Regions from separate parts of the Homo sapiens genome. Here region 2 is linked to region 1. The links are chromatin contacts, found by Hi-C or POLR2A ChIA-PET in ENCODE. All regions are on one chromosome and are shown on one strand. The core of a region is the stretch at or near the end of the contact, and the rest is flanking DNA. Distances in the headings are between cores, read along the strand shown.

What was found. A loop is a pair of places that touch in the nucleus more often than their neighbours do. ChIA-PET counts read pairs that join two places held with the same protein, here RNA polymerase II (POLR2A). Pooled maps may share reads with other maps.
Region 2: a loop to region 1 is called in a pooled map, with 7 times the contacts of the local background. The contact joins two enhancer-like sites. A Hi-C loop is called at or near these places in 6 of 50 pooled maps. POLR2A ChIA-PET finds 5 or more read pairs at or near these places in 2 of 52 experiments (MCF 10A and OCI-LY7).

What each region holds. Positions count from the first base shown.
Region 1 is chr6:163,744,248-163,747,727 of GRCh38, forward strand. No RefSeq gene overlaps it. Among named protein-coding and RNA genes, the nearest start is that of QKI, 330 kb to the left of the region's middle. Within about 2 kb of position 1,749, at least 2 of the 41 ENCODE cell types and tissues checked have a DNase peak (open chromatin) inside an H3K27ac peak, as active enhancers do.
Region 2 is chr6:163,812,860-163,816,339 of GRCh38, forward strand. No RefSeq gene overlaps it. Among named protein-coding and RNA genes, the nearest start is that of QKI, 400 kb to the left of the region's middle. RefSeq lists an enhancer at 2,171-2,220. Within about 2 kb of position 1,944, at least 3 of the 41 ENCODE cell types and tissues checked have a DNase peak (open chromatin) inside an H3K27ac peak, as active enhancers do.

The DNA.
Region 1 (3,480 bases), core at 499-2,998:
TCCTGAGGCCTCCCTCCTTGCCTCTCCCCTGCATCTCTTCACATCGTTTTCCCTCCGTGCGTGCCCATCTCTGTGTCCACATGTCCCCTTTTGTAAGGACACTACTGAGGTTGGATTAGGGCCCGCCACCCTAGTGGCCTCATCCTCCCTCGGTGACATCAGTAAATCTGCCTGTCCCCACATGCAGCCCCATTCTGAGGGCCTTACTGGGCTGGAACTTAAGCACGTGGGTTTTGGGAGGTCCGGCTTAGGGCACCATCCTGGGTGCTGCAGGTCCTGAGGATGCCCGGTGTGTAAGGAAGGAACATGGAGCCCAGCAGGCGGAGTGCAGAGGGGGCAGCTTGCACCGTGTGGGGCCCCAGGGAGGCGGGCGGGCAGGCACACTCCCAACTTTTCAGGGGTGGTTCCAGATGGTTTCCATTTCCTTGAAGAAACCCAAGAAGACCTCCTTTCCTTGCACTGAAGGGGTCCTGCCAGGTGAGCTGCATGGCCCCACTCTGCCAGGGGCGCAGCTGGGATGGGTGTGGAGAGTAGCCACGTCGGGCATGCAGACATGTGTCTCAGCAGCCGTCCTCCTGCACAGCGGGGCGTATGACAGGCGGGCAGAGAGTCAGTCAGCAAAGCCACCAAGTCTCCCCAGACTTACAACTTCCAGTTCTAATTTGTATTTGTTGTGCTTTGGGATGGTGGTGATTAGTGTCATTTGCTGAAGCCTCCAAAAAATAATTCCCCCCACTTTTTTTTTTTTTTTTTTTTAGTGAAATGTAGTTTTTCAGGCAAACTGTGGTACCCACCCCCATGTTTGTTAGAAAGTTGGACAAAATGTCATCCAGCCGGCAGCTTGGAAAGGAGCTCTGAGCAGTTGGTGGAGGCTCGGTGGGTATTTCCCAGCCATCTAGAACAGAGACTCTATCCTTGCGTGTGCTAGGAACAGCTCAGCCCCATCCCTGTGGCTTCATGGTGGGGTCTCCTGGTTAGAGTCCCAGCTCAGATGCCTCTCTCCACCTTCCCCGACCCGAGGGCGTCAGGGCCTCCACTGTGCCTCCTTCCTGGCTGCCTTATGCTGTGAGCCTTGTCTTGTCGTCGTTTGAACTTCCCCTGGAAACTCTCTATTAGATTTAGAGAACAAAAACAGCCAGTGAAAAATCATAGTTGAAATTTTACAAAGGAATTACATTTTGTATTGCTTTAAAGAATGCATAGTATTCTGATACTAGAGTAACAAAACAGTAAGAGACAGATGTCTTTAGGCAACTATTTAATGAATAAATGAGAGTGATTGAATGGGAGCGTTTAAATTGGGCATTTTCTGTGCAATATTAATTATACTGCATGCTTAGTAAATTCCTTTTTCAAAGATAGTTCAAAGGCAGATGTCAATCTGGTTCTGCCCAGGTTATGTGTCTGCATACATAAACAACTTCCAAATGAATAGAGCATGCGTTAATAAGGTTTTACTAATCTTGGCCACAGGCAGTATTTAAGTCAGCTGTGTTTGACCTCTACCACACTGGACATAAGAAGATTCATTTAAAAGTGGTGTGGCTAAAACTGATCTTTTGAATGGGCTACATTGTACAGGCATTTCAGCTACACTTAATTTTAAAGTGAGGCTTCTCCAGTGGGACCCTAGGATCTGGAGCTTAAACTCTGGAGCATGTTTCCTTTTGTTGGCTGCAAAATAAATGGCTTCTGGATAGAGCAGGCTTGCAGGGAGCCTGGGCCTCCTGGGAGTGCAGGACTGCTTTGGTGATGGGCATGACCCAGGCTTTGAGAAGCCTCTGAGAGTGACTTGTGATGACCTACGTGGGTGATCTATGTGCAGAGCTATGCAGGAGCTGTCAGCAGCCACAGGGGCATGTGCTAGATCTGCCGTGTCTGTCTCTTGTTTTCATGCTGGTATGCTCTCATCAGGCAGGAATGTTGTCTTTTCTGATTAAATTGTGTATGGGCCAGAAGGTGACGATAGGAGAGAAGCTATATACAAGCAACGCTGTCACTCGGCGGGCTCAGGGCTTTTGGCCTGAGAAGACTAAATGACGTAATGGAAAGACCTGGGCTAGAACCTTAGCTCTGTCCTCCAGTAAACGGATGACTTTGGGCCATTTGGTTTCACCTCTTTGCACCTTGGTTTTGTCATTTATAAAACATGGAACAAATAGCTAATAAGGTCAGAATGAAGATTTCTTTTCTTGTTTTTTTTTTTTTTTTTTTGAGACAGCGTCCTGTTCTGTCACCCAGGCTAGAGTGCAGTGGTGCAATCATAGCTCACTGCAGCCTCGAACTCCTGGGCTCCAGGGATCCTCTCATCTCAGCCTTCTGAGTAGCTGGGACTACAGGCACACATCACCATGCCTGGCTGATCGTTTTTATTTCCTTGTAGAGATGGGGTTTTGCTATGTTGCTCAGGCTGGTTTTGAACTCCTGGCCTCAGGGGATCCTCCTGTCTCAGTGTCCCAAAGTGCTGAGATTACAGGTGTGAGCCACCGCTCCTGGCATGATTCCATTATTTAATGTGTATAAATCCCTATTCCAGTGCCTGACACATGGTTGGTGTTCAGTACATAACTATCATCATCATGGTCTGTTTAATTTGGATCTATCTCTATTTTTTGTCTTTTTCTATTTCCCATTTTCCAGTATTCTGAGGGATGGTCATCCTCCTTGCAGAGACAGTTTGCCTGACAGGGTTGGAAGCCCCCACACTGGGAGTGAGTTAGGAACTGCGTTCTTGCCCCTGTGCTGGCTGCAGAGTTCTGGATAGGATATTTGAAAATCCCTGAAAGTGGGGTGCTGTATTAGTCTGTTCTCACACTGCTATTAAAGACATACCCAAGACTGGGTAATTTATAAAGGAAAGAGGTTTAATTGACTCACAGTTCCACATGGCTGGGGAGGCCTCACAATCATGGTGGAAGGTAAATGAGCAGCAAAGTCACGTCTTACATGGCAGCAGGCCAGAGAGTTTGGGTAGGGACTCCCCTTTATAAAACCACCAGATCTCGTGAGACTTAGTCACTATCACGAGAACAGCATGGGAAAGGTCTGCCCTCACTGGCTCTCCCCTGTGACACGTGGGAGTTATGGAAGCTACAATTCAAGATGAGATTTGGGTGGGGACACAGCCAAACCATATCAGGTGCAGACAAGGTCCCCTCTACGGTGTCATCCTGTTCTAAATGTTGACATGAGCCCTGCAGAGTATTCATATTACATTTTGAAAATTGTTTCCCTCATGACTGAGCATTTACTTACTGTTGGATAATAAATCAGATGCTATCCATCTTGGCCAGGAGTGTTAAGAACAGTCTAGAAAGTTCTGCCTGGGAACCCCCCGAGTCCTGTGCTTCAGTTTTGCCTCAGGACTTGGTGTCTGGACACTTGTGCCCTTTCTCAGGTGAGCCCCACCCAGATCGAGGGCATCAGGTCCAGGAACAGGAGGGGCTTCCCCAGCTTATGGGAGGGAAAACTCAACACTGC
Region 2 (3,480 bases), core at 694-3,193, 69 kb after region 1:
TCTTTGTACACTGACTTGTGTCAGTGACATATCACTGACATGTTTTTATTGATGTCCCCACCCAAATTTCATGTTGAACTGTAATCCCCAGTGTTGGAGGTGGGGCCTGGTGGGAGGTGTTTGGATCCTGGGAAATTTCGCCCTTGGTTGTGATGGTGAGTTCTTGTGAGATCTGGTTGTTGAAAAGGGAAGCAGCTCCTCCCCAACTCTTTCTCCTACTCCTGCCATGTAAGACACCTGTTCCCCCTTTGCCTTCTGTCATGAGTAAAAGCTCATGAGGCCTCCCCAGACGCAGAAGCCACTATGCTTCCTGTACAGCCTGCAGAATCACGAGCCAATTAAACCTCTCTTCTTTATAAATTACCCAGTCTTAGATATTTCTTTATAGCAATGCAAAAATGGACTAATACAGTCAGGATGAAATTCCATCATGGTTTTAGAGCTGATTTATCATGTTTATCAAGGTCCCTTTGGATTATTTCTGTGTTCTAAGATGTGGCGAGCTTATTGTCTTCTGTAAGCATGGTGGCTACCATCCATTCAGATAAGAGTTCGTGGTGAGAGTGATCAGTTGCCTTCCTTCCTTCACTCCACTGAATGTCATTACTTGCAGTATCCCTATGGTTTTACAGGAGGCTTAATTGTGCCTTAAAATTGCCTTTCCCTTTTGCTTCCAAAATTAACATCCTTACTGAAGCATGGGTAGATTGTGCCCCTTGCTTAACCAGTCTCTCTGAGGCCTGTCATTGTCAAAGAAGAAGCTAGAATGCATCTGTCAGGACTTTGTTACTTGCATTTACAAAGGAACTCTTATTTGGAATAAATTCTGAGCATCAGACTTTCATTGACGGGGCCGGGTGAGGTGGCTCATGCCTGTAATCCCAGCACTTTTGGAGGCCAAGGTGGGAAGATTGCTTGAGGTCAGGAGTTGAGACCAGCCTGGCCAACATGATGAAACGCTGTCTCTACTAAAAATACAAAAATAAGCCAGGTGTGGTGGCTCACAACTGTAATCCAGCTACTCGGGAGGCTGAGGCTGGAGAATTGTTGGGACTCGGGAGGCAGAGGTTGCAGTGAGCTGAGATCGCACCACTACACTCTGGCTTGGGCAACAAAGCGAGACTCCATCTCAAAAAACAAACAACAACAACAACAAAAAACACACAACCCCCCACCCCCCAAAAAAAACCCAAAAAACTTTCATTGACTGGTCTGCAGTTACCAAGGTAGTTCTCCGCCCCCACTTTCCTCCCTTCCCCACCACTTTCTCTTTCTTCTCTTTCTTCTTTTCTGTTTTCTTTCTACCCTCTCTTCCTTCCTTCCTTGCTACCTAACTTCCCTCCCTTTTCCTGTGAGTACTCTGTCTATTTCCAGCCCTCAGGGACTTTCCTTGTCTTCCATGTCAAGTATAACAGTGGCAGATCTTCAGTAGCTCTTGCCGATTTGCCAACAGGATGTGAAACTTTCTAGCTGGCCTCTGCTGTGCTCACCAACCTGGCCAGAAGGGACAGCTTTTTATACTCTGGGTTTATGTCTCGAAGCCCCAAGAAAAATTAGAAATTCATAAACACATGATAAGTAGAATTTTATCACTGATTTTTCTGTTGTCAAATTTGAACAACTGATTTAAAGTTCAGTTTATTATAGCTTGAGAGGAGTTGGAAAAGCATTCGAGACAAATATTTTTGGGCTCAGAACACGTGTGAGGTCACTTTGCCCTCGTAGAAGTCTCCTAGTGGTGATGTTGAATGGTGATACGAGATGGAAATCTGGAGTCTATTCCTGGAACCTCCTCTGACTCATCCCGTTATCCGGGGACGATTATTTCATCATTACTCTTGCATCTGAAGGATGTGGATGTATATTAATGCTCTAACCTTCACGCATCCTTGAATCCTGAGTAGTCTGCTGGAGTCTGTCCTGCAGCAGCTTCCTGGAAGAGTGGCCAGCCCGCTGCGTGGAGGGACTTGGAGGGGTCAAGGTCTCAGCAGCAGGGCCTGGGGTGACTGCAGAGGCCAGAGATGCTCTTCAGGCTGTGCCTGAGGCATGGAACGGTCTGCAATGCCTCCTGAGCTTAGGTCTGGGCATGTGCCAAGTGACTAATCGTATGATTTTTATAACAGTTTAGAGGTTCTAAGGACATATGCATGTTAAAACCTTTACAAGATAATAGTTTCCTTTGATTTAAAGAAATATTGGTGTGGGGGAGCTGGCAAGAGGGAGAGGAAGGAACCACAGAAGCCCTTTCTAGACAGACCATCAGTGACAGAAGACTAGTACACACGCTCAGATATTTGAGATCAGCCAAGCGAAGCATGACTGAATTTCCTGATGCAAAGTTCTGGTGTTTTGTTAGGGGTAGCTTTTTGCATTCGGTATGAGTCTGGCTGTGTTGAACCCTGCGGATGAGAATACTGGCAGTCACTGCAGAGGCAATGAGGAGAGGGCTCTTTGGAAACATTCAACATGTAAGGAATGTGGTCCCCCACTTCCGCAGGTCCCCCACATTCCTTCCAACATTTAAGTGGAAGGGGTGGGGACAGGCCAGTGGCCATTTGTCCTGTCGCATATGACCCTTTGACAGTGAGTGGCCTCTGTGTTATGTAGCATGTTTACAACTAAAACACTAAATGATGGTGATAGAAAATACCAGAATGTAATGTAACTTCAAGATATATGAGCAGACCGTACACCATTGATTCTATGGAATGAACAATCTTATGATGCTTAAAAAAAGTTCATGATTTTAAAATGGCTCTTTATCTTTCTATTTAATCTGTTTGATTAAAAATGAAAGAGAGGGATAAAATAACGATTTGTTATTTTTCTTGTATTTTGAGAAGAAATGATAGAGCATAAGTCTGGAACTGAATCCTTATTGAAGGGATAAGGAGAGAGGATTCATCTCCAGGGTCCAAGTACTTATTCTCAGCAAATGATGTATTATAATTAAGCACTAATCTAAGAGGACCTAGAGTTCACAATGATTTCCCCAATTAATTCTGATTAGCATGTGAAGACAATAAGGGCAGGAATCATTATCCCACTCACCCAGCACAGAGAGGCTGCTCTCCGCCCAAGTCACACAGTGTCACCCATGAACCTTCCCCAGGCTCTCTGTGCTGCCTCCTTCTCCAGCAGCCATCAGTGCTTGAAGAAATGCAAAGACTGGTGGTTCCCGCTTGGGGAAGTGGTTCACCTTGCACAAGGTGGATAGTAGAACTGAGAAATGGACAGTGCCAGAAATCCCTAGAAATCTTTGTTGTTCCTTCTTTCTGATGCCTTGTCTTGGAGGTTTAATAACAGTGGCTGATATTTGTTGAAGTCTCACTGTGTACAAGTGCTTGGAAACACACAGTATATACATCCAAGTCACATAGTCCTACGACACTGGCATTGAAAGTCCATGTGGTTGGTATACATCCTAGCAGGTACATGTGGGGACTAGGAAACAGACCACTTGGATTCAAATTCCAGCTC